5 separate regions of the Homo sapiens genome follow, and regions 2, 3, 4 and 5 are each linked to region 1. Evidence: chromatin contacts called from ENCODE Hi-C or POLR2A ChIA-PET data. All regions are on one chromosome and are shown on one strand. Each heading gives the region's core, a stretch centred on a gene start or an enhancer-like site at or near the end of the contact. The rest is flanking DNA. Distances are from core to core; before and after follow the strand shown. Region 1 holds the start of YIPF2 (Yip1 domain family member 2). Region 2 holds the start of PRKCSH (PRKCSH beta subunit of glucosidase II). Region 3 holds the start of PLPPR2 (phospholipid phosphatase related 2). Region 4 holds the start of KEAP1 (kelch like ECH associated protein 1). Region 5 holds the start of CDKN2D (cyclin dependent kinase inhibitor 2D).

Region 1 (6,048 bases), core at 943-3,442:
TTTTCAATTCTCATTCAACACCTTTGGTAAATTTTTGTACTTTTTGTAGAGACGGGGTTTTGCCATATTGCCCAGGCTGGTGTTGAACTCCTAAGCTCAAATGATTTGCCTGCTTTACCCTTCCAAATATTTTAGTTTTTGAGAAAGCTCTCACTATTTTACCTAAACTGGTCTTGAACTCCTGATCTCAAGCAATCCTCCTACCTCAGCCTTCCAAAGAGCTGGGAATGGCAAAAATGTTACTTATCAAAATGAAAGGCCAGGTGTGGTGGTTCACTCCTATAATCCCAGCACTTTGGAAATGCGAGGCAGGTGGATCACCTGAGGTCAGGAGTTCAAGACCAGCCTGGCCAATATGGTGAAACCCCATCTCTATTAAAAATACAACAATTTGCCAGGCATGTTGGCACAGGCCTGTAATCCCAGCTACTGAGGAGGCTGAGGCAGGAGAATCACTTGAACCTGGGAGGCAGAGGTTGCAGTGAGCCGAGATTGCACCACTGCACTCCAGCAGGCAAAACAGAGCAAGACCCTGTCTCAAAAAAAAAAAAAAAAAAAACGAGAGAGAATAGGTCATAGAATAAAAACATTTCAGCTCAAATTTTATTTAGTTAATTACTATTATTATTCTTTTTTGTAGCATCGGAGTCTTGCTATGTCACTCTAGCTGGCCTCAAACTCCTGGCCTCAAGCGATTCTCTTGCCTCAGTTTGCAAACTGCTGGGATTACAGACATCACCATGCCAGGCCACAACCCAAACTTGAAAAAGAAAATCTAAGTGGCCTTAGAAGAGTTTGCAAGTCAGCTGACCAATGTGGTACCTCCTTAAGGAGGGCCTCTGAGGCCCGATGAAAAAGGCTTATATAAAAGGCTCATGACCAGCTCTGCCAGTGATGAACATGTGTCAAGTCGTTCTGCTGTCCCCAACTCCCGGACCCAGGTGGCTCTGAATTAGCTTCAGCTAATAAAGAACAAAGACGGGGGGCAGAAAGGCTCCCCAAACTTGTGCAAATCCAGTGAGAAAACACTTTGCACATCATCTGTCTCAGCTGTTCTGCAGGTGAGGCACACTCAGAACTGCACCACCCCAGGCAAGCAGTTTGCCAGGACTCGGGGGCCTCAGGGTTTCATCTCGGGGCCTCCGCCTGCACCAGCGAGTGGGCCTGGCTCAGGGCGAGCCTGTCCTTCTTCTCCTTCTGCAAGACCTGCTCCTCCCACAGCGCCTGGTCCACCTGATCGTCGGTGAGCACGACAGGCTTGTACTTCTCATCGAAGAGCCGCTCGTTGGTCTCGGAATGCAGCTGCTGGGGCCCGACCACCCGCAAATGCGCCGGCAGGTGCAGGAATTCGTCGTCGTTGATGTCGCAGTCGCGCATCCAGGCCCCCAGCACCCACCAGCGACCCACGAAGCCCACGTCCAGGACCCGGCCGGGGAAGTCGGTCCAGCGGGGCTGCAGGTAGCGGCAACGCGCCTGGTAGAGGCTGGCCTGGGCGTCGAAGGGCGCCTCGTACACCAGCGAGCAGAGCCCCAGGTTGACGTAGCGCAGGCGGCCACGGCCCCGCAGCCAGAGCAGCCTCTGCACGAAGGCTTCGGACTCGCGGTTGCGGGTGGCCGGCGCCAGCAGCAGGAGGGTCCCCGACGCCTCCAGCAGCGCCTCCTCGAAGGCACCCTCGCTGGGCGCCAGCGTGAAGCAGGCCGCCGCGCCGCCCAGCAGACCCACATACACAGCGGCGCGCCCCGGCCGGGCCCTAGCCTCCGCCGAAGCGTCCCTGCAGGCCTCGGCGTAGTCCCGGAGCAGCGCGCGGGCCCAGGACCCTGAGGGGAGAGGAGCGCGGTAAGAGTGATCCGGCCGCGGCGGCCACCCACCCTGTCGCGGCGGCCACCCACCCTGCCGCCTTCCGCCGCTACTCACCCAGCCGCGCCCACACTCCCGGCTTCGCCACTACCGCGTCGCCCGCCTCTGCGCGGCGCCGGGACCAAAATCTCCTCAGAGCCGCCGCGGCCATCCTCTTCCGTCTTGGGGGTCCTTGCTCCGGGAAGAAACTCCTGATACCCGACGTTAAGAGCCCGGGAGTCTCTTCTGCGCAAGCGCCAACTTTACCGGAAGTGGCTTCCCAACGGGAGAGGATAGAAAGAGGACAGGCGCCGGATGTTGCTGTCAGGTCTGAGTCGGTTGGAGTCTGACGGGTAGGCGAGACGCGCAGGCGCAGAGAGCCCCAGCCACGCCGGCCCAGGTGGCCTCAGGTGAGGGGGGGCGGAGCGCACCTGTGGGGACGGGACGACGAGTTCAAGCCTCCGTGGGTGCAGTTGGTCGCCAGGTAGGGCTGGGGGCCGAGGGACCGGCTCGGGGGCGGGGGGGAAGTGTGCCTGACCGGTCTCTGTCCTCAGCGAGGGATGCGGAGACGCCCCTGAACGACCATGGCATCGGCCGACGAGCTGACCTTCCATGGTGAGTGCGGCCCCGACGTGGCCGGATCTCCCACTCCCGCCCCGGGCCAGAACCTCCCCCCGATACGGCTTCCAATTTCTCTACCCCGAAGCCTAGGCGGCTGTGAACCCTGACCCAGGAGTGAGACCCATCTCTGACTCGAACCCCGCCCCCGCCCTGAACTCAGACCTCAAACCCGAGCCTCTCGTCCCCAGACCCTGACCCCATCCCAGCGTCAACCCTAAGTTGCAGTTCCACTTTAGGAGGAAGGGAACAGATGTCCTCCGGATGCCTCCAAACTGAGGAAGTTGGGCCCCACCTTGGGGGAGATCAATGGCTCAGCAGAGCCTCCGCCCCCAGATGAGCATCGGTTTAGCTTGGGCCCAGTCGAGTTCTTTCCACCCCTCAAACGTGCGTGTGTCCCATATACCTCCTCCACAGAATTCGAGGAGGCCACTAATCTTCTGGCTGACACCCCAGATGCAGCCACCACCAGCAGAAGCGATCAGCTGACCCCACAAGGGCACGTGGCTGTGGCCGTGGGCTCAGGTGGCAGCTATGGAGCCGAGGATGAGGTGGAGGAGGAGAGTGACAAGGCCGCGGTGAGTCCCTGTGTCCTGCCTCCTTGCAGCCCCCAGCTGACCCAGGCTCTCCGGGCAGGCACTGAATGCCCGCAATGTGCAGCTCCTGCAGGAGCAGCAGCAGCAGCAGCAGCCGGGATTCTGGACCTTCAGCTACTATCAGAGCTTCTTTGACGTGGACACCTCACAGGTCAGGCTGGGGAGGCAGGTGGGATGGGGCTCAGAGTTATGCTCAGGGTTCAGCCACTCTTCCCCTGGGCAGGGTGCTGGTGATGGTGGGTGCTGGTGAACGAACTGTGGTGCTCTCAAAGGGTTATGGTGGGACTGGTTATGGATCGGGACTATGGGAACACAGGGGACACACACAATCTGGTGGGTTAGAGAAAGGCCTCCTGGGGGAGGTGAGGAATTGGCTGAGACCTAAAGGAGACAGAAGGCTTCCCTGGGGAATAGGGTAGGGAAGCAGGAGTATATGTTCCAGGCACAGGGAACAGCATATGCAGAAGACCAAAGATGGACTGGGCGCAGTGGCTCCTGCCTGTAATCCCAGCACTTAAGGGGGCCGAGGTGGGCAGATAACCTGAGGAGTTCAAGACCAGCCTGGCTAACATGGGGAAACCCCGTCTCTACCAAAAATACAAAAACTGCCGGGTGCGGGGTGGCTCATGCCTGTAATCCCAGCACTTTGAGAGGCCTGGGTGGGTGGATCACCTGAGGTCAGGAGTTTGAGACCAGCCTGGCCAAACATGGTGAAACCCCGTCTCTACTAAAAATACAACAAAATTAGCCGGGCTTTGTGGTGGGCGCCTGTAATCCCAGCTACTCTGGAGGCTGAGGCAGGAGAATCGCTTGAATCCGCCAGGCGGAGGTTGCAGTGAGCCAAGATCGTGCCAGTGCACTCCAGCCTGGGCAAAAAGAATGAGACTCTGTCTCAAAAATAAAATAAGATAAATAAAATAAAATTAAATAAAAAATAAAATAAAATAGAAAAATTAGCCAAGTGCAGTGGTCGGCGCCTGTAATCCTAGCACTTTGGGATGCCGAGGCGGTGGATCACTTGAGGTCAGGAGTTGGAGACCAGCCTGGCCAACGCGGTGAAACCCCATCTCTACTAAAAATACAAAAATTAGCCAGGCATGGTGGCACACACCTGTAGTCCCAGCTACTCAGGAGTCTGAGGCTCGAGAATCACTTGAACCTGGGAGGCGGAGGTGGTAGTGAGCCAAGATCGTGCCACTGCACTCCAGCCTGAACAGAGTGAGACTCTGTCTCAAAAAGAAAAAGGGGGTGCTGAGGCCGGGTGCGGTGGCTCACGCCTGTAATCCCAGCACTTTGGGAGGCCAAGGTGGGAGGATCATGAGGTCAGGAGATCGAGACCATCCTGGCTAACACGGTGAAACCCCATCTCTACTAAAAATACAAAAAATTAGCCGGGGGTGGTGGTGGGCGCCTGTAGTCCCTGCTCTTTGGGAGGCTGAGGCAGGAGAATGGTGTGAACCCAGGAGGCGGAGCTTGCAGTGAGCCGAGATGGCACCACTGCACTCCAGCCTGGGTGACAGAGCGAGACTCCGTCTCAAAACAAAAAAAAAAAGAGGGAAAAAAAAGAGGGGGCTGGGAACGGTGGCTCACGCCTGTAATCCCAGTACTTTGGGAGGCCGAGGTGGGTGGATTACCTGAGGTCAGGAGTTCGAGACCAGCCTGGCCAACATGGTGAAATCCCGTCTCTATTAAAAATACAACTATTAGCCAGGCGTGGTGGCACACGCCTGTAATCCCAGCTACTCGGGTGGCTGAGGTAGGAGAATTGCTTGAGCTCGGGAGGCAGAGGTTGCAGTGAGCCGAGATCATGCCACTACTCCATCCAGCCTGGCCGACAGAGCAAGACTCTGTCTCAAAAAAAAAAAAAAAAAAAAAGAGAGGGAAAGGCTGAGTTCTTTCAGGTGGGGCATGGAAAGAGAAGGGTGGAGGTCAGCAGGGAAGGAGCCTCTCAGGACAAGGGAGAAGCTCCTGGCAGACTTCCATCCTTGACCTTGGCCTTGCCCCCAGGTCCTGGACCGGATCAAAGGCTCACTGCTGCCCCGGCCTGGCCACAACTTTGTGCGGCACCATCTGCGGAATCGGCCGGATCTGTATGGTGAGTGAGGTTGTGCATTTGGTTCCTTGATGGATCACTCAACAAGTGTGGCCTGAGTTGCAGATGCCAGTGTATAGCTGCGGACAAATCAGTCACTCAGACAGTGTGACTTACCTGCTGTTCAGGGAGACAGAGACATGAAGGACTGCAGAGGGTGGCGGGTAGAGAGCAGCAGAGCAGACAGGAGGAGTGGCCCTGCAGTTCTGCAGGGTGCAGCAGGGCAGGCCTCCCTGAGGAGGGTGAGGGAATGAGCCTTGTTGGCAACAGGAGGGGTGGGGGAGACCTAGGAAAAGAGGCTTCCAGAAACGACGTAAGCTTCATGGCAGGAACTTGCATGAACTGCAGGGCGGCATTACCACTGGAGCGAGTGAGCTGCAGGGAGGTCACAGGCGAGGGGACAGATCACACAAGCCTCCCATGCTGTGGCAAGAAGAGATCTTTTTTTTTTTTTTTTGAGACAGAGTCTCACTCTGTCACCCAGGCTGGAGTGCAGTGATGTGATCTCAGCTCACTGCAATCTTCCCCTCCCGCATTCAAGCGATTCTCCTGCTTCAGCCTCCTGAGTGGCTGGGATTACAGGCACGTGCCACCATGCCCGGCTGATTTTTATATTTTTATTAGGGACGGAGTTTCACCGTGTTAGCCAGGCTGGTCTCAAACTCCTGACCTCAGGTGATCCACCCGCCTCGGCCTCCTAAGTGCTGGAATTACAGGTGTGAGTCACTGTTATCTGGCCGAGAATGGATCTTTAAGTGTTTTCGGGGTCCCTCTCGCCATCATGAGTGGCGAGGGCGGAAGCCAGGAGGCTGGGGTGGAGGCGGCCACATGGTGGGGACTGTGGATGTGGAGAGTGGCACTGGATTCTGGAACGTGCTGGGGAAGTAGAAGAGACTGGCTTTGTGG
Region 2 (6,048 bases), core at 1,738-4,237, 510 kb before region 1:
CACCACACCCAGCTAATTTTTTGTATTTTTAGTGAGACGGAGTTTCACCATGTCAGCCAGGATGGTCTCGATCTCCTGACCTCGTGATCCGCCTGCCTCAGCCTCCCAAAGTGCTGGGATTACAGGTGTGAGCCACCGCGCCTGGCCTCCTTCCGTTGTATACTTTACCTGCCTGTGGGTGTTTCGGTTTTCAGGACCTGCTGCAGAGCGTGACAATGGAAAGTTTAGAGTCCAAGTGCCGGCTCTGCTATCTCCTATGTGACCCTGGGGAAGTCATTTCCCTTTCTAAACTTGAGTTCCCCCATCTGTTGAATCGGGAAACAATCCTACCTGCTTCCAGACTAGAGGGAAAGGTGGGGATTAGGATTCACAAGGCACCTGGCACAGACAGAGAACCCGATACAGAAAAGCAGAAGAGAGAGTGGGCCCGATTCACTGGGTGGAGCCAGGCAAAGTCTTGGGGTGGGGTGATGGGAGGGGTACTGTCACCCACGTACTTGCAGGTGTTCTCACAGATGACGCCGCTGTTGTACTCGTCTGTTCCATCGCAGCAGTCTGTGGCAGAGGCAGAAGCCAAGATCAGACCTGGCAGTGCCTCCTCCCTCCCTCCCTCTACCACCTTTCCAGAATCCTGGTGCATCTTCACTTACCACAAACACCATCGTTGACCCGGTTGGAGGGGATATACAGGGGCTTATAGCCAGTGTTGGTGCAGTGGAAGCTGCCATTAGGACAGGCAGCCGTGCCTGTGAGGAAGAAGGGAGGGAAGGTTTTCGGAGTCAGCTCAGGGACAGACATGTCCCATCCATCCACAGATAAGAGCCCCTGACCCACACTGCACACAGCACAAGAAAGGAAAGGAAACCAAAGGAAGGAAAGAGTTGTACACTGCACAGCCAGGGCTCGAAATAAAGCTCTCCAGTGCCGCCTCCTGCCTCTTCTCACTGAGGCCCTTCAAAACAGGGTCTCCACCTGGCACGGGGGCTCACACCTGTAATCCCAGCACTTTGGGAGGCCGAGGCGGGTGGGTCACCTGAGGTGATGAGTTTGAGACCAGCCTGGCCAACACGATGAAACTCCATCTCTACTAAAAATACGAAAAATTAGCCGGATGTGGTGGCATGTGCCTGTAATCCCAGCTACTCAGGAGGCTGAGGCAGGAGAATCGCTTGAACCCGGGAGGTGGAGACTGCAGTGAGCCAAGATCATGCCACTGCACTCCAGCCTGGGCGATAAGAGTGAAACTCCATCTCAAAAAAAAAAATTAAAAACAAAACAAAACAAGGCCAGGTACGGTGGCTCACGCCTGTAATCCCAACACTTTGGGAGGCCGAGGCGGGTGGATCACAAGGTGACGAGATCGAGACCATCCTGGCTAACACAGTGAAACCCTGTATCTACTAAAAATACAAAAAAAAACTAGCTGGGCGTGGTGGTGGGTGCCTGTAGTCCCAGCTACTCAGGAGGCTGAGGCAGGAGAACGGTGTGAACCCGGGAGGCGGAGCTTGCAGTGAGCCGAGATGGCGCCACTGCACTCCAGCCTGGGAAACAGAGCAAGACTCCGTCTCAAAACAAAAACAAAACCAAAGACACGGTCTCATCCAGGCACGGTGGCTCACACCTGTAACCCCAGCACTTTGGGAGGCCAAGGCAGGAGGATGACTTGAGCCCAAGAGTTCCAGGCTGCAGTGAGCTACGATCATGCCACTGTACTCCAGCCTCAGCAACAAAGCAAGACCCTGTCTCTTCAAAACACACAAAAACAAAAAGCCAGGGTCTCCCTTCACCTCTGTCTCCTGCTGGATTGCTCTTGGCCCCACCCTGTCTCCCACTTCTAGGGGTTTGCCCGTGTTGACCCCTCCATCTGCAGCACCTTCGGGATTCAACTGAAACCTCACCTCCTTGGAGGAGCCTTCTCTGACCCCGAGGCTTGGGAGGAGGACGACTCTGGGCTCCTCCAGCTGCCCGGGGCCATAACACTGACCACTGACTTCTGAGCTTGTTTCTGCCCACTCAAAGGGGAGCCAGCAGAGGTAGTATCTTGGTCACACAGACAGGGCCTGGCACTGAGCAGTGTTCAATAAACATCTGATGGATGAACAGAGAAAAGGCTCACCTGGCTCGTCAGAGCCATCTTTGCAGTCGCAATAGTCATCGTTGACCTGATCAAATGGGATGGTGGCCGAACCGTCCAGGCAGGTGAAAGGCTTGGACTCATCGTAGAAGTGATGATCTGCGGGGTACAGGAAGCTCAGCCCAGGGCAGGTAAGCGCCTTCTCCACCAAATACCACCTCTGTCCTCCCATCCCCACCAGCGGAGCACTACCGGGAAACTGAGTCAAAAGGCTGTAAATGCCTATCCCTAAGGCCCAATGTTGGCCCCTCCCACCTCCAGCCTGGCGGGAGGGTGAACAGGAGGACTCACTGGTGAGGGAGACGCCCCGGGGCCTCTTGACCTCCACGGCCCAGCACATGGGTAGCAGCAGCAGCAGCGGCAACAGCATCTCACCAGACGCTCTGAGGCCCGAAACGGGTTCTGTGGGAGGAAGCCTACAGCGGGGAGATGCGCTGTGTCTTCACGCTGCAGGAAGAAAGCGGATCCCGGTCAGTGGGAGAGGGCTACTTCCAGCCAATTGGATTCCTCCATCGCTTCCAGGCAATGAGGCCTCACTTTGTTTCCGATATGGGGGCGAGGGGCAGCGATCTCCCCAATCCTGGCCAGTCTCACTTTGCTCAAATCAATGGCGAGGATCTCAAGATCTCAAAACCTCCGCTCCCTGTGCCCAATTGTGACCCAATTCCCGCCAACAGACCAAAGGGATTAACAGCCTCCGCCGTCCACACCCACACATGCACCCTCCGGTTGCCCCCTGTAAGAAACTGAGGTGCCCTCCCACCCGCTCGTTCACACCTACACGAGGCCGGAGCAAAGGTCAGTATCCACCGCACCCCTCTTGTCCAGCAGCCGCGGTTCCTGCTGCAGAAAGAAAGCGGAAATTTCTGGACCCCGTCACTTCCGGTCGTACGTTCCGCACCGGGAACGGAGACTCAGGGTCGCCATGTTGGGAGAGGCAGGAGTGGGGGCGGTGCCAGAGCCGAGACGGCCATCTTGGGCAGGACTGTGAAACCTTAGAGAGGATAGTTCTGAGGGCTAGCTCTTAATGGCGGCGCAGCGTACCTCCATCTTGGGAGTGGCGGCTTCTCAAGCCGGAAAGAAAGTTCCTGAAAAATGCCCGCGAACCCCCAGGGGCGGGATAAGGTTGGGGGAGGTAGGGAAACGGAATGAGCACGTGACCCCAAAGTGTCCAGACCCTCCGTCCTGCGGCGCGGCTCTACCCCGCCCACTGTTGGGACCGCCCCTCTATGCAGCCTCAGCCAATGAGAACGCAGTGTCAGCCACGGAACGCGGGTGATCTCCATGGAAACAGTGGAGAGAGACGGGGAGGCGGTTACCTGGCAACCGAGAGATGCGGAGCGCAACCACCTAGCGGTCGGAAAGTGCATTTTTCAGAGCCCTAGGAATCCGAGCTGACGGATCCCTGACAGGGGCGACTGACTCCTAGTTATCCCCCTAACCCCTAGGGGCCTTCAGCCCCAACCCCATCATGACATCTCCTCTGTGCAGGGCGGCCTCCGCCAACGCCCTGCCTCCTCAGGACCAGGCTTCGACGCCCTCTTCCAGGGTCAAGGGCAGGGAGGCTTCGGGCAAACCCAGCCACCTCCGAGGCAAGGGCACAGCCCAGGCGTGGACCCCAGGCCGTTCCAAGGGAGGATCCTTCCACAGAGGTGCAGGGAAGCCCTCTGTGCACTCTCAGGTGGCTGAGTTACATAAAAAGATACAACTGTTAGGTAAGATGGCTCCAGAGGGTACAGAGGGTCAGGGGTCAACAGTGCCCATCCAATCTTCATGGTGTGACAAAGGTATTTCTCCAGCATGAGTCTAGGTAAACCGTTTCTGGGCAAAAACTCATACTTAGTTCATGTTTTTCCTTCTCTGTCTCTTAAAACTTCTCATGGGTTCAGAACCGACTGAACTGTACTTCATACTTTCTTGTAATTTATTTTCTCTATTTTTTTTTTTTTTTTTGGCAGAATCTCACTCTGTTGCCAGGTGGGAGTGCAGTGGAACGATTTCGGCTCACTGCAACCTCCGCCTCCCGGGTTCAAGCGATTCTCCTGCCTCAGCCTCTTGAGTAGCTGGGACTACAGGCACACGCCACCACGCCTAACTAATTTTTGTATTTTTAGTACAGAGGGATTTCACCATATTGGCCAGGGTGGTCTCAATCTCTTGACCTCCCAAACTGCTGGGATTACAGGCGTGAGCCCGCCTCGGCCTCCCAAACTGCTGGGATTACAGGCGTGAGCCACTGCACCCGCGTTTTTTTTTGTTTTGTTTTTTGTTTTTTGAGACAGGGTCTTGCTCTGTCGCCTAGGCTGGAGAGCAGTGGCATGATCTCGGCTCACTGCAACCTCTGCCTCCAAGGTTCAAGCGATTCTCGAGCCTCAGCCTCCTGACTAGCTGGGACTATAGGTGCGTGCCACCACACCTAATTTTTATATTTTTAGTAGAGACTGGGTTTCACCATGTTGGCCAGGCTGGTCTCGAACTCCTGATCTCAAGTGATCCACGGCCTTGGCTCCCAAAGTGCTGGGATTACATGTGTGAGCCACCGCGCCCAGCCTTCTTTCTTTCTGACAGGGTCTTGCTCTGCTGTTGAGGCTGGAGTGTAGTGGTTGGATAACAGTTCACTGCAGACTTGACCTCCTAGGCTCAAGCGATCCTTCCACCTCAGCCTCCTGAGTAGCTGGGACTACAGGCATACACCACTGTGCTTGGCTAATTTTCTTACTTTTTGTAGAGATGGGGTCTCACTATGCTGCCCAGGCTGGTCTCAAACTCCTGGGCTCAAGCAATCCTTCCTCCTCAGCCTCCCAAAGTGCTGGGGTTACAGGCATGGGCCGCTGCACCTGGCCTGAGCATAGATTTTTAGAGCCAGATTTTCTGGGTTGGAATCCTGGCTCTGCATAATAGTTGTCCAACCTTGGGGGACTAAGAGTAACCTAATTGTTCTCAGTTTCTCGATGTGTGAAATGGGGATAGTAACAGTACAACATAGGTACCTGAAATGTGTAAAGTGCTTAGAACAGTGCCTGGCACATAGCAAAGTACCATAAGGTGTAAACCAGTGGTTCTTGTTGGAAAAGGGTTGGTTTGCCCCACAGGGGCCATTTGGCAATGTCCTAAGACATTGAGACCAGCATGGCCAACACGGTGAAACGCTGTCTCTACTAAAAATACAAAAAATTAGCCGGGCATGGTGGCATGGATGTCTGTTGTGGGTGTGTGTCTGCCACTGGCATCTAGTGGGCAGAGTTGAAGATGCTGCCCAACATTCTGCAAAACACAGGAGAGCACCCCACGGCAAATAATTATTCGGCCCAGTTGTTGGTCATCCTGAGGTTGCAGAATCCTTGTGTGTAAGCTATTATTATTGCTTTTGTTGATATTATTAAGAGGTAATCATGGCTGGGCGAGGTGGCTCACACCTGTAATCCCAGCACTTTGGGAGGCTGAGGTGGGCGGATCATTTGAGGTCAGGAGTTTGAGACCAGCCTGGCCAACATAGTGAAACCCCATCTCTACTAAAAGTACAAAAATTAGCCGGGCATGGTGGCGCACGCCTGTAATCCCAGCTACTTGGAAGGCTGAGGCAGGAGAGGGGCTTGAACCCAGGAGGTGGAGGTTGCGGTGAGCCAGGATTGCGCCACTGCACTCCAGCCTGGGTGACAGAGTGAGATTCCGTCTTAAAAAAAAAAAAGGGTAATCTTGCATGGTTGCTTGTGACCTTAAGCAGTTTAATCAGCCCAAGCCTCTGTCTTGTCATCTGTGCAAGGGGTATGATATGCGTATGCCATGGATACCTATTGGCACGTGATATATGGCATTCGGAAACCTCTTAGTCCAGCATCCAACACATAATAAATGCTCACAGTGAAGTACAGTTGACCGTTGAACACCATGTGTTCACATATATCATTCATCCT
Region 3 (6,048 bases), core at 1-2,500, 430 kb before region 1:
ACACACACACACACACAACCATGGCATAGCGTTCACCCATCCCACAGTGAAGACCGAGCACCTGCCGACTTCCAGGCGCTGTGCTGGGCGCCACTTTGCAGTAAACAAGAGGGGCCCCCTTGTTCAGACAGGTGTCCAACACACACAACACATGTCACTGCATACTCACACACAGTGGGCTCATAGCCTGTCAGAGACACCAAACAGATCAAACAAGTCCCCACCCCCACCCCAGGCCAAACAGAGAGAGACATGTCAGGAGACCCTACACACATCACAGTCCCACACAAGCCCCCACACCGCTACAGTCAGGGACACACAGTCAGGCCTGCAACACACTTAAGAGTCACAGAAAAGAGTCACCGCACACAATGGGGGTCACAGAACTCATCACAGCGTCACACCCCCAATTACAAGGCACTCAGCGACAGCCACACACACACTAACAGTCTCTTATTCACACCAACAGTCACAGGGGAGAGACAAGGTGCCATCTACAACCACATGGCCACATCCATGGACCATGACACAGACTCACAATGCCACACAAGAAAGGTGCACAGCGCACGACCACAGCCACACACACATACACACCATCAGAATGAACACACAACAGGAGCCACACAATGACAGTCCTATGCACACAACCACACGAACACCAAGACAGTCACACACAGAGACAGCAGCCACACGGGGGGCCAATGGCAGTCACAGCATAGCCAGACACACACACACAAACCATCAGAGTGACACCCACAACGACAGCCGCACAATGACAGTGACACACACACACACACACCCGCGGACCTCCCGAAACCACACAATCCCAGTCATGCAGCCACACGATGACAGTTACACAACCACACACAGACACACAATGACAACCACACAATCACAGTTACCCACAGCCGCCCTCACCACCGGTGCTGGCTCCTCGGCCCGGGGTCCCCTCCCCCAGCCCGGTCCCCTCCCCCAGCTCGCCGCCTCCCCTCCCCCGCCCCTCCCCGCGCTGGACCCAGAGGGACCCAACCCTCAGGAACCGGAGACCGACACCGGGGGTGGGAAGCCCACGGGAGGGGATGAGGGGCGCCCCCACCCCCTCCTCTCACCGCGTCGAGGCCGCCGCCGCCTGAGCCCCCGCTCCGCCTAGACTGCCCCGGCGCGGCGGGATGGACAGACGGACTGCCAGCCAGGCTGGCAGACGCGAAGACCGAGACGCGGTCGGCCGGGCCTGGCCGCGCCGCGCAGACTCCGAGGTGGAGGGAGGGGCGGGGCCTCCGGGCGTCTCATTTGCATAGCCCCGTGGGGCGGGGCCTCCGTGATCTTGGAGGCGGGGCGTGTTAGCATCGATTGTAGGAAGGAACCAAGAATGGAAGTAGAGAGGGAGGACCCTGGGGTGGGCGGGGCTCCGAGGGTAATAGGAGGGAGGGGCTTCAGAGTATGTCCCTGGGCCGCGCCTCTCCCTCTCTGGGCCTCAGTTTCCCCATTCGCCAGGGCCCCCCAGAAAGGAAGGCTCTGTGGCCAGTGTGGAAGTCTGTCTGGCTGCTCGTGTCTGGACAGAATGACTCCTTGCCTTGTCATATATTAAATCTGGCTTCAGATGTCCCCTGATTCCAAGCCCACACATCCCGAATGACCCCTGGGGTCTCTACACCCCTCCCCCCCAACAATGAGGGGTAAACTAGGAGGGCAGGGGGATTCCTAGGCACAGGAAGCAGCAAGACTAACAGTCGGGGCTAGAGGAGGGTCTGGGCTAGTTTATTTTCTCTCTGGAGGGGTCTTCAGGGAGAGCAGTCCCGGCTGCTCAAGCTGTGGAGAGAGAGGGTGGGTCAGGGCCTGGCCAGGTCCAGGGGACTCCGGGGCTGCAGGTCAGGGACCGCATGCCCAGATCAGGATCTGGGCCTGTTCTGAGGGTCTAGACTGTGGGAGTCAAGGGCAGGTCAGGAGGGAAATGGGTGGAGGGGGGGACTGGGGAGGATCTGCACCGGGTGGGAAGGAGCGGCCGCTCTTGCTGAAAGGTGGCTGGGAGAGGTCCTGGTCACAGTCGGAGTCAGAGTCCCAGGAGGGGAGTGGAGGGCTCAGGCACTGGTGCCCCTTGTGGCCTGCAGGAGGGACAGGTTCCCTGAATGTGACCCTCAAGTAACCCCCAAATATAGGCCCTGTGTCCCTTCATAGTATACCTCATTGATACTTAAACCATGACCCCCAATTCCCTTGAATGTGATCCAGTGTGACACCAAATTATGACTTCAATGACCCTTGCATTTTACCCAATTGACACTTTTTTTTTTAGAGATGGGGTCTCGCTCTGTTGCCCAGACTGGAGTGCAGTGGCACGATTATGGCTCACTGCAGCCTCAACCTCGCAGGCTCAAGCGATCCTCCTGTCTCAGCCTCCTGAGTAGCTGAGACTACAGGTGTGCTCAGCCACAGGTGCACCATCACCCAGCTAGTTTTTAAATTTTTTGGAGAGATGGGGTCTCACTGTGTTGCCCAGGCTGGTCTCAAACTCCTAGACTCAAGTAATCCTCCCACCTCAGCCTCCCAAAATATTAGGATTACAGGCATGAGCCACTGTGTGGAGTCCCCATGGACTCATATAAGATCCAAGTGACTCTGAATGTGACCATGAATGACTCCTGGATGAAACCTCCAGTGACTCCTTAATGTGACCCCAGAACACTACTTAATGTGACCATAGAATAACACCCATCAGATGTGACTCCCAAATAGGCTCTCTGAACATAGCCTCCCTGTGAAGCTAGACAATGACCTCCCACCCCTGAGCAATTCTCAGCCTCCCTCACCTCTTAGGCTCGAGGCCTTGGGACAGGCCCCCGAGCACAAAGTGAGGCTGTCTATGGAGTTCTGCAGCACGTGCACAGCAGACCTGCAAGAAGACAAGGAGCTGGGGGCGCTGGGAGACTCCACACTGCTCAGGGTGTAGACAGCAGTACAGCTAAGGTTGGGGGCCGTGGTGGGGTGAGTCCTAGGGGGTGAGGGAAGTCTGGACTCAGGTGGGCTCCAGGTTCTGGTGGTCACTGCCAGATCCCGTTGGGGGAACGGGTTCAGAGGAGGGTCAGGGGTCAGACTGCAGGCTGGGCATCACCATATATCACTCAGTTCCTTCTGGAGGTCATCCTTCCAGCAGCCACTGGCTCCCTGCGGTATCTCTTCAGTCTCCGGACAGGCGGCTGTCTCATGACCCTGCTGCTTCATCTTGGTCAGGATCTGGGGTGGGGAGGGATGAGAGAACAGCAGTCATAATAATAATGACAATAGTGCCAGGCGCGGTGGCTCACACCTGTAATCCCAGCACTTTGGGAGGCCGAGGCGGGCAGATCACGAGGTCAGGAGATTGAGACCATCCTGGCTAACACAGTGAAACCGCATCTCTACTAAAAATACAAAAAGTTAGCCGGGCGTGGTGGCGGGCGCCTGTTGTCCCAGCTACTCGAGAGGCTGAGGCAGGAGAATTGCTTGAACCCAGGAGGCAGAGGTTGCAGTGAGTTGAGATCGCGCCATTGCACTCCAGCCTGGGCAACAAGAGGGAAACTCCGTCTCAAAAAAGAAAACAAAATAAATAATAATAATGATAATAGTAAAAGGTGACTGTTATATAGCACTTGTTATATGCCAGACTGCATTCAAGTGCACAGTACTCAGCTAATACAGACACCTGATCAGGTAGGGAGGAGTGTTTTTTTTTGTTTTGTTTTTTGTTTTTGTTTTTGGTGTTTGTTTCTTTTTTGAGACAGGGTCTCAGTCTGTCGCCCAGGCTAGAGTGCAATGGTACTATCAGGGCTCAACGCACCCTGAACCTCCAAGGCTCAAGTGATCCCCCTACCTCAGCCTTCTGAGTAGCTAAGTCTACAGGCATGTGCCACCACACCCTCTTGTTTTTTTTGTTTTTTGTAGAGACAGGGTTTTGCCATGTTGCCTAGGCTGGTCTTGAACTTCTGGCCTCAAGCAATCCAACCACCTCAGCCTCCCAAAGTGCTGAGATAACAGGCATGCCACAGCACCCAACAGGATGAGTTTTCTTTTTCTTTTTCTTTTTTCTTTTTTTTTTTTAAGATGGGAGTTTTGCTCTTGTCGCCCAGGGTGGAGTGCAATGGCACGATTTCGGCTCGCTGTAACCTCTGCCTCCTAGGTTCAAGCCATTCTCCATCCTCAGTCTCCTGAGTAGCTGGGATTACAGGTGCCTGCCACCACACCCAGCTAATTTTTGTATTTTTAGTATAGACGGGGTTTCATCATGTTGGCCAGGCTGGTCTCGAACTTCTGATCCACCCACCTCAGCCTCCCAAAGTGCTGGGATTACAGGCGTGAGCCACCGCGCCCAGCCAAGATGAGTTATTATTACATCCATTATACAGATGAGGAAACTGAGGCTCAGAGAGGTCAAGTGACTTGCCCACAGTCACACAGCAGTGAGTGGCAGAGCTGAGATTTGAACCCAGGCTCCAATCTCATGGTGGAGGCTGGCCAAAATCCCCATCCCTCCCTCTCCCACTCCTCCCCAGGGTCCCCATCTCCTCCACTCACTTTGCGGCATTTCACCTGCGTTTTCTGCATTTTCTGAATGTTCACCAAGTTCTCTGAGATCTCATCCTCCTGCGCTTCTGTGGAGGGAGGGGGCTCAGGCGGACAAAGGCTGAAGAAGGACCCCCTCCCCACACACCGGCTGTGGGCTCCAGGAACTCACGGAGCTTCTGATAGATGAAGGTCACCTCCTCCCGCACCAGTTCCAGCTCCTCCCACAGGAACTTCTTGCTGAGGGGACAGTGCAGCCTAGACCTGCACTCCCTGCCTGGCCCCTGACCTCCCATGCCCCTATCTGTGCCTCCACCCATCCCCGCAAGCTCTGTCCCCTCCCCACACTTCCCTGCCCTTTTCCCCTCCCCTTCTACAATCCCCCTACCCTCATCCCCCTCCTCTCCTTCTGATCCCCAGCCTCCCATTCTCTCAGTCTCTCCCACCCCACTCAGCCTCCTATCACCTGGCCTCCACCTCCCCACCTCCTGTCCCCCGACTTTCTATACCCCCAGTCTCCTGTCCTCTCAGTCTTCCCTGCCATCCCCCTTTCTGATCCCCTGGCCTCCTTTTCCATCCCACCTCCAGCTTTCTGTCTTCCCTGCCTTCTGGCCTCTCAGTTTCCCACTCCCCCGCCCCCACCAGCCACCTGTCTCCCCTGAGCCTCTCATCCCCTCCTCATTTTTTTTTTTTTAGACAGAGTCTCGCTCTGCCGCCCAGGCGCCCAGGCGCCCAGGCTGGAGTGCAGTGGTGCGATCTCAGCTCACTGCAACCTCTGCCTCCTGGGTTCCAGTGATTCTCCTGCTTCAGCTTCCCTAGTAGCTGGGATTACAGGCACCCGCCGCCATGCCTGACTAATTCTTGTATTTTTAGTAGAGATGGGGTTTCACCATGTTGGCCAGGCTGGTCTCGAACTCCTGACCTCAGGTGATCCGCCCATCTCGGCTTCCCAAAGTGCTGGGATTACAGGCATGAGCCACCACACCCGGCCTCATTCCCTCTTCTTGTCCCTCAGGCTTTCCACCATCCCTCAGTCCCCCTCCCCCAGGCATCTGCCATTTCCCCCATCCTGCCTCCATTCCCCAGTTCTGGGTCTCCCTTCCCTCCTGTGGACTCCAAGCTGCCCTCCCGCCATCCCCGACCTGTCCCGGATCTCCTGGGCCAGCAGCTGCAGGCAGCGAGTGGTGCGGGCCCGCTGCATCTCCTCACTGTCACGCAGGGTCTTCTCCAGCCCCTGAAGGCCTTGGGTCAGGGCCCCATACAGCTCCTGCCGGCCCTGCTCCATGCCCCACTTGTGCTCCTCCTTCTCTCCCTGGCGGCCTGTGGGGCTCAGCACCTCTGCAGAGAGTGTGGGACCTTGACTGAGCCCTGATCCCACCCTGAACCCAGCTTGTCCTAATCTTGACCCAGAACCCAGACTCTCCCAATTTCCCTCACCCTGGCCTGGCCCAGCTGATCCCAACAGGACCAGCTTCCAGCCTGACTTTTTTTCTTTTGAGATGAAGTCTTGCT
Region 4 (6,048 bases), core at 1,849-4,348, 430 kb after region 1:
TCCCAGCACTTTGGGAAGACGAGGCGGGAGGATCACGAGGTCAGGAGTTCAAGACCAGCCTGACCAACATGATGAAACGCTGTCTGTACTAAAAATACAAAAAATTAGCTGGGTATGGTGGCAGGCACCTGTAATCCTAGCTACTTGGGAGGCTGAGGTAGAAGAATCGCTTGAACCCGGGATGCAGAGGTTGCAGCAAGCCAAGATCACACCACTGCACACCAACCCGGGTGACAGTGCGAGACTCCGTCTCAAAAATAAATAAATAAATAAATAAATAAATAAATGAAAATCGAAAAAGAAAAAGAGAAAAGAAAAAATAGAAGATCTAGGTACATATCCATACAGTAAATGTACTGCTCCTTTTAACTGGCTGCATAGTATTTCTTAGCAAGGATGTGCCACCACTGATTAAGCCAGGGCTCTACAGAGGGACATGTGAATGGGATCCAGTCCTTTTGCCATGATATGCATTATAATGCAATGAATGTGTGCACATGCTTCCTCCTGTATGTGTGCGAGTGCACCTTGGATAAATCTCTACAAGCACCTGGCTCACTGGACCTGTAGGTTTGATTTTGAGAGATATTAGAGAGGTTGTTTTCTGCAACGTGCCAGGAAGGCGCTGGTTACAACCTCGGCCACTCAGCGTGTTCACGGACTATCTAGGCCGCCCCCCTGAGGAGCTGTCTGGAACTGCATCTACACGCAACAAGGATTTGGGGTAGCGGGGTAACTCCAACGTAGCCCTACACGTGATTCCTTCCAGACCCTGAGCCAGGACGTTCAATCTTTCAAATTCACCCTGGAGGCTCCAGGGGCCTAGAGTTTCCATTTATTATTCACTTACATGGCGAAATCCCATCTATCTTTTTTTTTTTTCTTTTCCTTTCGAGACGTAGTCTCGCGCTGTTGCTCAGGCTGGAGTGCAATGGCAGGATTTCGGCTCACTGCAACCTTCACTTACCCACCACCACACCCGGTTAATTTTTTGTATTTAGTAGAGACGGCGGTCTCACCATATTGGTCAGGCCGGTCTCGAACTCCTAACCTCAGGTGATCCACCCGTCTTGGCCTACCAAAGTGCTAGGATTACAAGCATGAGCCACTGCGCCTGGCCTCTCTATCTTTTAAAAATAATTATAATTTGGATGAAATTTAGATGAATTCTTTTTTTTTCTTTTTTTTTTTTTTTTTTTGAGACAGAGTCTCACTCTGTTGCACAGGCTGGAGTGTGGTGGCGCGATCTCTGCTCACTGCAACCTCTGCCTCCCGGGTTCAAGCAATTCTCTGCCTCAGCCTCCCGAGTAGCTGGGGATTACAGGCGCCCGCCACCACGCCCGGTTAATTTTTGTATTTTTAGTAGAGATGGGGGTTTCACCATGTTGGCCAGGCTGGTCTTGAACTCCTGATCTCGTGATCCACCCACCTCGGCTCCCAAAGTGCTGGGATTACAGATGTGAGCCACCGCACCCAGCCTAGATGAATTCTTTAAAATAAACTTACATACATTTATTTAAAAGTTAACGTTACATGATAAACGGTGTGCATGACAAATCAGTATCCCCAGTCATGAAAAATAGCAATGGTTTCTGTCTCTTGGGAGCCAGCATTCGCATTTAATATTTTTATTTTTTATTTACTTATTTATTTTTTTGAGTCAGAGCCTCGCTCTGTGGCGCAGGCTGGAGTGCAGTGCGGTGATCTTGGCTCACTGCACGCTCCGCCTCCCGGGTTCACGCCATTCTCCTGCCTCAGCCTCCTGTGTACCTGGGACTACAGGCGCCCGCCACCACGCCCGGCTAATTTTTTGTATTTTTAGTAGAGACGGGGTTTTATCATGTTAGCCAGGATGGTCTCGATCTCCCGACCTCGTGATCCGCCTGCCTCGGCCTCCCAAAATGCTGGGATTACAGGTGTGAGTCACCGCGCCCGGCCCCGCATTTAGTCTTAATGATAATCTGGTAGGTAGGTGCTATTATATTATTACTTTTTATAGAGAGGAAACTGAACCATAGAGAACTAAGTAAGCGCCCACGGGCACTGAGCTGGTAAGAGGCAGATCCAGGGTTTGAACCCCCCAAAGACGGGTGCCACACGCCTCTTGATAGGAAGTAAATCAAAAATAAAGACAAGGAAGGCCGGGCGCGGTGGCTCACGCCTGTAATCCCAACACTTTGGGAGGCCGAGGCGGGCGGATCATGAGGTCAGGGGTTTGAGACCATCCTGGCCAACATGGTGAAACCCCATCTGTACTAAAAATACAAAAAATTAGCTGGGTATGATGGCGGGCGCCTGTAATCCCAGCTACTCGGGAGGCTGAGGCAGAATTTTTTGAACCCGGGAGGCGGAGGTTGCAGTGAGCCAAGATCGAGCTACTGCACTCCAGCCCAGGTGACAGTGAGAGACTCTGTCTCAATTAAAAAAAAAAAAAAAAAAAAAAGACAAGGAAAACCTGAGGCCTGGGCACAGCGCCTCACACCTATAATCCCAGAACTTTGGGAGGCCAATGGAGTCAGGATCTCTTAAACCCAGGTGTTCAAGACCAGCCTGGGCAACATTGCGAGACCCCATCTCTACAGAAAAACAAACAAACAAACAAAAACTAAAAATTAGCCGGGTGTGGTGGCGCCTGTCTGTGGTCCCAGCTACTCAGGAGGCTGAGGTGGGAGGATCGCTTGAGGCCAGGAGCTCAAGGCTGCAGTGAGCCGCGATTGCGCCACTGCACTCCAGCCTGGGCGTGCAGATCAGAGCGAGACCTTGTCTCTAAAGGAAAAAAAAAAAGAAAGAAAGAAAGAAAAGAAAAGAAAAGAAAACCTAGCGAGGTAGATAATTTTCCCTAGATCCTGCGGCCGCCGGACCACGAGGCCGGCGCTGTGCGTTGTTAAAAGGAGAATAGCAGATGGTGGCGCGCAGCCCCGCGAGGAGACATCCAGCAACGAAATCGGGAGATGGAAGGGACAGTGAGAAGGGGGGCCTGGCTGTGCGCCCCCGCCCGATGCCCCACTCCTCGCCGACGGGCGCCGGGCACCTGCGGGAAGGGCGGGAGAATCGCCGCTCCTTTCCCGCCGCGCCCTTTCCGCCCTCTCCCCGCCTCCTTTTCGGGCGTCCCGAGGCCGCTCCCCAACCGACAACCAAGACCCCGCAGGCCACGCAGCCCTGGAGCCGAGGCCCCCCGACGGCGGAGGCGCCCGCGGGTCCCCTACAGCCAAGGTAAGGCAGGAATCTCCTGGACTGGGTCGCGGTCCCCCGGCTTCCCGGAAGCGCAGTGCGCGGGTGGCATCACTGTGCCCGGAGCCCCTGCGCGCCCCGGCCATCCCCACCCCGAGGGACCCCCTACGGAGGCGACCTGGGGGCTGAGGTGAGCGCTTGGGCAGCAGCGACGGGGAGGGGTGTCCACCCCACCCCTGGTGCGGGCCGGGGCGCGCAGGCCTGGAACTCGGGGTTCAGACTCCCCGCGACTCGGACCACGCGGCTAAGCGCGCTCAGGGTCGCGTGCCCCCGCCCCGCCGCCATGCTGGGCGCCGTGGTGGCCGCGCAGCTGGGCGACAGCAGGCGTGGGCGGGGGTGGGGAGCGGCCCCTCAGCGGTCCCTACCGCCTGAGGCCAGGGCCCGGGGACTTTTATTGTGACACGGCGGGCGCCCGGCTCTGCTTAGTCATGGTGACCTGCGCGCGCTCCGCGCCTCCCCCACGCGCAGCGATGGAGGCGCCGGGGCTCGGGCGGTGGAGGCGGAGCCGGAGCGCGGCCATGGCGGGGTGAGTGAGGCGGGATGTGCCCGGGCTGCGGGCATCGCGGGCCGCGAGCGCCCCTGCGGCCGTGCCCGGAGACCAGGAAAACGGGCGCCACGGCCCAGGGCGCCTCCGAGTTCCCCGCCAGGACTCGGAGGGCCAGGAGGGCGCGACCTGGGTGGATATTTTTGTTGGACGGCGCAACTCTTGGGGTGGCCCGGGAGCGGCGGAAACCGAGCGAGAGAACCAGGAGGCGCTGCGCAGAAGGAGGCCCGGGGGCTCCGAGGCGTTGAGGGGCTCGATCTGCGTTCTGGGGTTGGCAGCCGAGAGGCCGCGGTGGGGTCACTTCCTCGCCTCACTGGGCCTGGTGGAGGCTCAGGAGGGGCATGCGCAGTCGCCCACTTGCCGCTTTGTAGGGTGGGGGAAGTGCCCGGTGCCCAAGGGGCATTGTTGACCGATTGGCCAAAGACCAAGAGGCAAACCCAGGGCCTTGGCACCAGAGTGGGGGCCGAGTGGCACCCAGGGAGGGTGGAGGAGGCCGCTCTGGCAGGCACGGTGGCAGGGCAGTTAGCCAACCACCCGTTTATTGACCCCTGCGCAGTGCCAGGCCCCAGGCGAGAGGCACAGGAGAGGGTTGGCCCGACGCCGACCTACATAGGTCTCCCTGCCATTTGAGGCGCTGGGGCCGGGGACGAGAGACAGTCGATCAACAGACAAGCAAAGGAGGTCATTTCAGTTCCTGACAAGCGCAGTGATGACAATAAAACAGGGAAGAGGAGACTTTGAGTTGAGTCCCAGAAAGAGGGGAGTGAGAACTTGCAGATCCACTTGTGGGGAGCCACTTGGAGATCCCCCACTCCTTTTGAAACGTAACTCACGTCTGGGCACAGCAGCCTATGCCTGTAATCCCAGCATTTTGGGAGGTCGAGGAGGGGGATCACTTGAGGCCAGGAGGTTGAGACCACCCTGGCCAACATGGTGAAATCCCATCTCTACTAAAAATACAAAAAATTAGCCCATCGTGGTGGCTGGTGCCTGTAATCCCAGCTACTCAGGAGGCCGAAGTATGAGAATATCTTTTTTTTGTTTTATTTGAGATGGAGTCTTGTTCTGTCACCCAGGCTGGAATGCAGTGGTGCGATCTCGGCTCACTGCAAGCTCTGCTTCCTGGGTTCACGCCTTTCTCCCGCCTCAGCCTCCCATGTAGCTGGGACTACAGGCGCCCGCCGCCACACCCGGCTAATTTTTTTGTATTTTTAGTAGAGATGGGGTTTCACCATGTTAGCCAGGATGGTCTCGATCTTCTGACCTTGTGATCCGCCTGCCTCGGCCTCCCAAAGTGCTGGGATTACAGGCGTGAGCCACCACGCCCGGTCGAGAATATCTTGAACTCGGGAGGCAGAGGTTGCAGTGAGCCAAGATCGCACCACTGTACTCCAGCCTGGGCAACAGAGCGAGACTCTGTCTCGAAAAACAAAACACAAAACACATAACTCATCTCCTGGCCCTCCAGGATCCAGGGGTTTCCATGAAACCCTTCCTTAAGTCCTTAGCTCTCACTGCACTCCTTCCCAATTCTCCAGATTGACTGTCTCAGCCTCTGAGCCACTGCACTTACTGTTTCCTCTGCCTGGAAAACTACTCCCCAGCCTCCCACTTTATAATAATTTTCATCCTTGTCTCAGCTCCAACCTCACCTTCTCAAAGAGGCTTGGTCTGCCAGATTTTAAAAAACTGCACCCCGGGTCAGGCATGGTGGCTTACGCCTGTAATCCCAGCACTTCGGGATGCCAAGGCGGGCGGCTCACTTGAGGTCAGGAGTTTGAGACCAGCCTGGCCAACATGGCGAAACCCAGTCTCTGCTAAAAATACAAAAACTAGCCGGGTGTGGTGGCGGACGCCTGTAGTCCCAGCTACTCGGGAGGCTGAGGCAGGAGGATCGCTTGAACCCGGGAGGCGGAGGTTGCAGTGAGCCAAGATCGAGCCATTGCACTCCAGCCTGGGTGACAGAGAGACTCCATCTGAAAAAAAAAAAAAAAAAAGCAAACAAACTGCACCCGATTCTCACGTTGTCACAATGCTGTTGTAATTTTCTTCATGAAGCTGTTTTTCCAGGTCTTGCTTATTTTAGTTTATGATTGCTCCTCCCTGCAGTTGTCAGCTCTGGCAGGGTAGGATTTTTGTATTTTGCTCACTGCTGTGTCTTCAGCACCCAGATCAGTGCCTGGCATACAGTAGGTGCCCAGTAAATGGTGAGGCAAATGAAGGAATGAGCTCAACATGCTCTAGAAAGGGAAAGGCCGCCAGATTGCTGAAGC
Region 5 (6,048 bases), core at 2,755-5,254, 360 kb after region 1:
TGTGTGTCTGTGTGAGGGCAGGTCCTGGACTTGGCAGTTTCTTGCTCCCAGCACCCGCCCCTTCCTCACCTCTTCCTTATTCCATAGGCTGGGAGAGAAACTCTCTCTGCTTCCCTCGCCCTTGGAGCTTTCCCCATCCCCCTGATTTTATATGAAGAAATAGAAGAGGGGCTTGAAGTCCTCCTCGCGAGTGCCTTCTTGCAATTACCTGCCTTAGCGGGTGTTGCGGGTCCCTCCTTCACAGCCGCTGAGCCCAGAGGTCCCGCTGGCCCCTCCTCTGAATTTTAGGATGTCATTAAAAAGATGAATCTAGCCGCTGCCTATGTGCTTGTTTGGGGACATTACTGAAGTGCTGCAATGGGAGTGGGTAACACGTGTCAGTCCATTCCTCAGTCCCGGGTCATGGCCCTGGTCCTCTGCTGTTGCCTTTGCTTCCCACCTCCACGGTCTGTTCCCCCAGTAGCCGCTAGAGGGCGCGTGTTAGCATCGCTTCTTTTTTCCTTTTTTCTTTTTTCTTTTTTTTTTTTTGAGACAGTCTCACTGTAGCCCAGGCTGGAGTGCAGTGTCGCGATCTCGGCTCACTGCAACCTCCGCCTCCCAGGTTCAGGCAATTCTCCTGCCTCAGCCTCCCGAGTAGCTGGGATTATAGTCGTAGTCGCCCACCATCACGCCTGGCTTTTTTTGTCTGTTTGTTTGTTTGTTTTGTTTGAGACGGAGTCTCAGTCTGTCGCCAAGGCTGGAGTAGTGCAGTGGTGCGATCTCGGCTCACTGCAGCCTCCGCCTCCCGGGTTCAAGCGATTCTTCTGCCTCAGCCTCCCGAGTAGCTGGGATTACAGGCGCCCATCACCACACCTAGCTAATTTTTGTATTTTTAGTAGAGACCGGTTTCACCATGTTGGCCAGGCTGGTCTCGAACTCCTGACCTCATGATCTGCCCGCCTCGGCTTCCCAAAGTGCTGGGATTACAGGCATGAGCCACTGCGCCTGGCTTAATTTTTGTTTTTGTTTTTGTTTTTTTGAGACGGAGTCTCGCTCTGTCGCCCAGGCTGGAGTGCAGTGGCGCGATTTCGGCTCACTGCAACCTCCACCTCCCAGGTTCAAGCGATTCTCCTGCCTCAGCCTGCTGAGTAGCTGGGATTACAGGCGTGCGCCACCATGCCCCACTAATTATTGTTATTTTTAGTAGAGACGGGGTTTCACCATGTTGGTCAGGCTGGTCTCAAACTCCTGACCTCATTATCCGCCCGCCTTGGCCTCCCAAAGTGCTAGGATTACCGGCGTGAGCCACCGCGCCTGGCTTAATTTTTTTTTTTTTTTGAGACAAGAGTCTTGCTCTGTCGCCCAGGCTGGAGTGCAGTGGCGTGATCTCGGCTCACTGCAAGCTCCGCCTCCCGGGTTCATACCATTCTCCTGCCTCAGCCTCCCAAGTAGCTGGGACTACAGGCGCCCGCCACCACGCCTGGCTAATTTTTTGTATTTTTAGTAGAGACGGTGTTTCACCGTATTAGCCAGGATGGTCTCAATCTCCTGACCTCGTGATCCGCCCGCCACGGCCTCCCAAAATGCTGGGATTACAGGCGTGAGCCACTGCGCCCGGCCTGTATTTTTTAATAGAGATGGGATTTCACCATGTTGGCTAGTCTGGTCTCGAACTCCCCACCTCAGGTGATCCACCCGCCTCAGCTTCCCAAAATGTTGGAATTACAGGTGTGAGCCACTTCGCTCGGCATTCCTATCTTATTAAAGCCATGGCCTGGTCGGGCGTGGGCGACAGAGCAAGACTCTGTCTCAAAAAAAAAAAAAAAAAAAAAAAAAGGCCGGGCACGGTGGCGGGCGCCTGTAGTCCCAGCTACTCGGGAGGCTGAGGCAGGAGAATGGCGTGAACCCGGGAGGCGGGGCTTGCAGTGAGCCGCGATAGCGCCACTGCACTCTGGCCTGGGCGAGTGAGACTCCGTCTCAAAAAAAAAATTAAAAAAAAATTAAAATAAATAAATAAATAAAAAAGCCATGGCTTGATTTGCACAATTGCCATCCTGATACCCCACCTACCTGCTCTCCCCTGCTCTGTACCACACCAGGCACGCTCTCACCTCTGGGCCTTAGCATCTGCTGTGCCTCCCAGCTGGTGTGCTTTTCCCCATATAACCACAAGTCTCCCTCCCTCACCTTTAGGTCTCAAATCAAATGTCACCTCTTCAGGGAGGCCCTCCCTGCCTTTGCGTTTCTTTTTCTTTTCTTTTCTTTTCTTTTTTTTTTTTTTTTGAGACAGAGTCTCACTCTGTTGCCCAGGCTGGAGTACAATGGCGCGATCTCGGCTCCTGCGACCTCCGCCTCCTGGGTTCAAGCGATTCTCCTGTCTCAGCCTCCTGAGTAGCTGGGATTACAGGTGCGTGCCACCAGGCGCAGCTAATTTTTTTTTTTTTTTTTTTTTTTTTGAGACGGAGTCTCGCTGTCGCCCAGGCTGGAGTGCAGTGGCGCAATCTCGGCTCACTGCAGGCTCCGCCCCCTGGGGTTCACGCCATTCTCCTGCCTCAGCCTCCCGAGTAGCTGGGACTACAGGCGCCCGCCACCTCGCCCGGCTAATTTTTTATATTTTTGGTAGAGACGGGGTTTCACCATGTTGGTCAGGCTGGTCTTGAACTCCTGACCTCGTGATCCGCCCACCTCAGCCTCCCAGAGTGCTGGGATTACAGGTGTGAGCCACCGCGCCCGGCTTTTTGCCTTTCCGTTTCAATGGCTCATCTGGTCAGTCCTCTACCACTCTAAAAAGATTTAACTATTGGCGGAGAGCAGGAGCTCACGCCTGTAATCCCAGCACTTTTGGAGGCCAAGGCAGAAGGATCCGTTGAGCCCAGGAATTCGGGACCAGCCTGGGCAACAAAGCAAGAACCCCAACATAAAAAAAAAAATCTGTATTTAAAAGCCAAACACAAATAACAAACAAAAAACACCAGCCTGGGCAACATAGTGAAACCTCATATCTACTAAAAACACAAATTAGCCGGGCGTGGTGGTGCGCCCTGTAGTCCCAGCTACTCGGGAGGCTGAGGCAGGAGGATCACTTGAGCCCGGGAAGTCGAGGCTGCAGTGAGCTGTGATCGCGCCACTGCACGCCGGCCCGGGTGACAGGAGTGAGACCCTGACTCAAAAATAAATACATATATAAATAAAAATTAACTATTGTCTCTGGCCCCAGACCATAGGTGTCCCTGCAGCAGGGGCCGACTGGCGTGCTCTCCACTCGGGCCCCTCTAGGAGGTGCTAAGTAAATATTTGAACGAAGACCTCTGAGTCCCTGTCTGGCTGCGACTATGTCCTCTCAGGCCTTCCCACGTGGCAGCTGCAGGCTCCTTTCCTGCTGGCTCAGTCTGAGCCCGGCAGGGTGATCCCTTCCTCATCCACTCCGTCTCTCCGTTTCCCTTTCTTCACGGTGCTTGACACTATCTAATATTATTTGGTTGTTTGAATGTGCGCGTCCAGCTCCCAGGACGCTCCCTGCACACAGTGAATGAATAAATGAATGAAATAAAGCGCCCAGCTCGTAGTAAGGGCCAATGAATGTCTATTAGTAGTGGAACCTCGGATTGGGTGGCTCCAGCCCTGCCTCCCTTCCCTCAGGAGGCGCCGAGGTCCCAGAGCAGCCCGCGCGACCCTGCCCCTGACCTTTCTCCCTGGGTCAGTTAAACCAGCCTTCTTTCCCGCCTGCCGGGTTCATTTGAAAACCGAAAACCCCGCCATTGCCGGCGGTCCACCGGTTGCCACACTCTGACCAATCAGGAGCGACGCGTTTCACGCCGAGCCCGAAGTTTCCCCGGCGACGCGCAGCCACTGGTTATGCAGGCCCTGTGGGCGGAACGCCGTAAGGTCGCGCGCCGGGCAACGCGGTGCCGCTACACAGTAGCGAGTTTGTAAGAAAACAAATCAGTTGCGTTCGGGGCGTGGCCGGGAGCACGTTGGCTCCGCCCCCTGGCGGCTGCCTCAGCGGCGGCGGCGGCGCAGGCTCAGAGCAGACCCCGCCCGGCGAGGAGGAGGGAGGGTGAGTTAGGGGGAGACCCGGCCCCCAAGGGGCGGGCGCCGGGCAGGGCCCCGCGGGCGGCCGAGGGTTGGGCCCGGCTCCCAGCCCCTCGCCGTCCTCCGGCTGACAGGGGGAGGAGCCCGCCGGGAGGGCCGGGGTCTCGGGCTGGGGAGCCGGGACGGGAGAGCAGCGCAGCCGGGTGCACCGCGGCCGCGCCCCGGGAGGGCTGTTCGGGCCAGCGCCCGCCGGCTGCTCCGCGCTGACAGCGCCGGGCTGGGGCGGGGCGGGGGGCTTTGCAGGCCGCCAGTGTCGACATGCTGCTGGAGGAGGTTCGCGCCGGCGACCGGCTGAGTGGGGCGGCGGCCCGGGGCGACGTGCAGGAGGTGCGCCGCCTTCTGCACCGGGAGCTGGTGCATCCCGACGCCCTCAACCGCTTCGGCAAGACGGCGCTGCAGGTGAGGCCGGGCCGGTCCAGGTTGGGGCGGGGCGGCTAAGCGGGATGAGGATCGAGACCCCAGAGCTCCTCTCTGGTCTCCTGGCCCTGGTGGTGACCCACTGGGAACCGGTCCTTCTTCTCTAGGCTTTCATTGTTCCCCCACAGTCCCCCTTCGAAGGTGGGTGGTGGGTGAGGCTAGGTTGTGGGGGGAGGGGAGAGCTTTTTAGCATCTTCTCTGGGAGGATTCCTGGTTCTCTGAGTGCCGGGGATTCACTTTCCCTGGGGAGGTTCTTATTCCGTGGGTGCGGGTTCAGCTCCTTTGGATGCCGTTTCCATGGGGACGGCTCACGTTTCTTGGGGCTTCTATGGGGAGATCCGATCTCTGGAAGGAGAGGTCCTGTCTCTAGGGGTTCCTCATTTTGTAGGGGGCTCTCTGAGACAAATCTGGTTACTTGGGGGTGGGGTCTTCATTCCTAAAGGTTATGCGGATCCTTGATATAGTATGGGGGCCCCAATGGAGGAACAATGTCAGATTGCAAGACATCCCTATATTCCCTGGGAGACATTTTACAGGGAAGTCTCGTTTCTCTTTTATTATTACTTTTGGAATCCCGCTTCTTGAAAGGAGCTCTCAGGTACTCTGAGGTGACATCACCATTATGTAGGAGGAGGCTATTTCCTGGAGAAGGGGTTCGCTTTCCTTTGACATCTTTTTTCCCTTATGAGGACTATCAATTCTTTGGGGGTAGTTCTCCATCTCTGGGGGCCCATTTCCTGGAGGGGATTTTCTGTTTCCTGGTGATTGCCCATATCTGGGGGCGTCTTTGGTCCCTTGGGGGAGAGTCTTAGGTTCCTTGAAAGTTTCCATGGGGGGCTGTTCTCTGGGTTGGGGGGTCTCATTCTTAAGGGAGTGACCAGCTTTTGGGGGGGGTCCCTATTCCCAGAAGAACTTTCCTGGGGGCTTATGCAGCTTCTCCGTTCACTAGAGGACCCCTCCTCTAGCATTTCCTGTTTCTGGGAGATGCCTCTTTCTGGATGACCCTTCTCTTTCCAGTGACCCCTTTTGTGGAACCTCCTCCCTTGAGGACCTCCTGATCCTCTGTCCCTCACACAGGTCATGATGTTTGGCAGCACCGCCATCGCCCTGGAGCTGCTGAAGCAAGGTGCCAGCCCCAATGTCCAGGACACCTCCGGTACCAGTCCAGTCCATGACGCAGCCCGCACTGGATTCCTGGACACCCTGAAGGTCCTAGTGGAGCACGGGGCTGATGTCAACGTGCCTGATGGCACCGGGGCACTTCCAATCCATCTGGCAGTTCAAGAGGGTCACACTGCTGTGGTCAGCTTTCTGGCAGCTGAATCTGATCTCCATCGCAGGGACGCCAGGGGTCTCACACCCTTGGAGCTGGCACTGCAGAGAGGGGCTCAGGACCTCGTGGACATCCTGCAGGGCCACATGGTGGCCCCGCTGTGATCTGGGGTCACCCTCTCCAGCAAGAGAACCCCGTGGGGTTATGTATCAGAAGAGAGGGGAAGAAACACTTTCTCTTCTTGTTTCTCCTGCCCACTGCTGCAGTAGGGGAGGAGCACAGTTTGT

Evidence for each region. A loop is a pair of places that touch in the nucleus more often than their neighbours do. ChIA-PET counts read pairs that join two places held with the same protein, here RNA polymerase II (POLR2A). Pooled maps may share reads with other maps.
Region 2: a map with no recorded cell type shows a loop between it and region 1 (10-fold over the local background). The contact joins the promoter of PRKCSH here to the promoter of YIPF2 in region 1. A Hi-C loop is called at or near these places in 1 of 168 maps with a recorded cell type or tissue (PC-9), 3 of 37 single-sample maps with no recorded cell type and 11 of 50 pooled maps. POLR2A ChIA-PET finds 5 or more read pairs at or near these places in 2 of 52 experiments (H1 and WTC11).
Region 3: a pooled map shows a loop between it and region 1 (4-fold over the local background). The contact joins the promoter of PLPPR2 here to the promoter of YIPF2 in region 1. A Hi-C loop is called at or near these places in 1 of 168 maps with a recorded cell type or tissue (naive thymus-derived CD4-positive, alpha-beta T cell) and 9 of 50 pooled maps. POLR2A ChIA-PET finds 5 or more read pairs at or near these places in 1 of 52 experiments (PC-3).
Region 4: a loop to region 1 is called in a pooled map, with 7 times the contacts of the local background. The contact joins the promoter of KEAP1 here to the promoter of YIPF2 in region 1. A Hi-C loop is called at or near these places in 5 of 50 pooled maps. POLR2A ChIA-PET finds 5 or more read pairs at or near these places in 2 of 52 experiments (HCT116 and HEK293).
Region 5: a map of CD4-positive, alpha-beta T cell shows a loop between it and region 1 (4-fold over the local background). The contact joins the promoter of CDKN2D here to the promoter of YIPF2 in region 1. A Hi-C loop is called at or near these places in 2 of 168 maps with a recorded cell type or tissue (CD4-positive, alpha-beta T cell and naive thymus-derived CD4-positive, alpha-beta T cell), 2 of 37 single-sample maps with no recorded cell type and 6 of 50 pooled maps. POLR2A ChIA-PET finds 5 or more read pairs at or near these places in 2 of 52 experiments (activated CD8-positive, alpha-beta memory T cell and activated naive CD8-positive, alpha-beta T cell).

The regions. Positions count from the first base shown.
Region 1 is chr19:10,924,783-10,930,830 of GRCh38, reverse strand. It overlaps YIPF2 (Yip1 domain family member 2), which reads left to right and starts at 2,192. Exons shown (of 10, transcript NM_001321439.2): 1 at 2,192-2,320; 2 at 2,391-2,451; 3 at 2,872-3,032; 4 at 3,115-3,201; 5 at 5,058-5,145. The coding sequence starts at 2,421. TIMM29 (translocase of inner mitochondrial membrane 29) reads right to left here and starts at 2,020. Exons shown (of 2, transcript NM_138358.4): 1 at 1,915-2,020; 2 at 577-1,817. The coding sequence starts at 2,008. The coding sequence ends at 1,129. RefSeq lists silencers at 1,575-1,624, 1,665-1,944 and enhancers at 2,158-2,858, 2,859-3,561.
Region 2 is chr19:11,432,574-11,438,621 of GRCh38, reverse strand. PRKCSH (PRKCSH beta subunit of glucosidase II) reads right to left here and starts at 2,987. Exons shown (of 18, transcript NM_001289104.2): 1 at 2,916-2,987; 2 at 2,426-2,581; 3 at 2,117-2,233; 4 at 651-746; 5 at 498-555. The coding sequence starts at 2,504. It overlaps ODAD3 (outer dynein arm docking complex subunit 3), which reads left to right and starts at 3,501. Exons shown (of 13, transcript NM_145045.5): 1 at 3,501-3,849. The coding sequence starts at 3,606. RefSeq lists enhancers at 2,430-2,649, 2,900-3,309, 2,883-3,382.
Region 3 is chr19:11,350,634-11,356,681 of GRCh38, reverse strand. It overlaps PLPPR2 (phospholipid phosphatase related 2), which reads right to left and starts at 1,250. Exons shown (of 10, transcript NM_001393892.1): 1 at 1,110-1,250. CCDC159 (coiled-coil domain containing 159) reads right to left here. Exons shown (of 11, transcript NM_001080503.3): 5 at 5,679-5,874; 6 at 4,709-4,776; 7 at 4,549-4,625; 8 at 3,110-3,231; 9 at 2,808-2,890; 10 at 1,986-2,102; 11 at 1,738-1,809. The coding sequence ends at 1,805. RefSeq lists enhancers at 1-338, 5,712-6,048 and a silencer at 981-1,430.
Region 4 is chr19:10,500,406-10,506,453 of GRCh38, reverse strand. It overlaps KEAP1 (kelch like ECH associated protein 1), which reads left to right and starts at 3,098. Exons shown (of 6, transcript NM_203500.2): 1 at 3,098-3,213. RefSeq lists silencers at 3,083-3,702, 3,713-3,992 and enhancers at 3,831-4,386, 4,363-4,612.
Region 5 is chr19:10,566,935-10,572,982 of GRCh38, reverse strand. CDKN2D (cyclin dependent kinase inhibitor 2D) reads left to right here and starts at 4,004. Exons shown (of 2, transcript NM_001800.4): 1 at 4,004-4,470; 2 at 5,566-6,048. The coding sequence starts at 4,330. The coding sequence ends at 5,925. AP1M2 (adaptor related protein complex 1 subunit mu 2) reads left to right here. Exons shown (of 12, transcript NM_005498.5): 12 at 1-312. RefSeq lists a silencer at 3,738-4,387 and enhancers at 4,668-4,837, 5,277-5,784.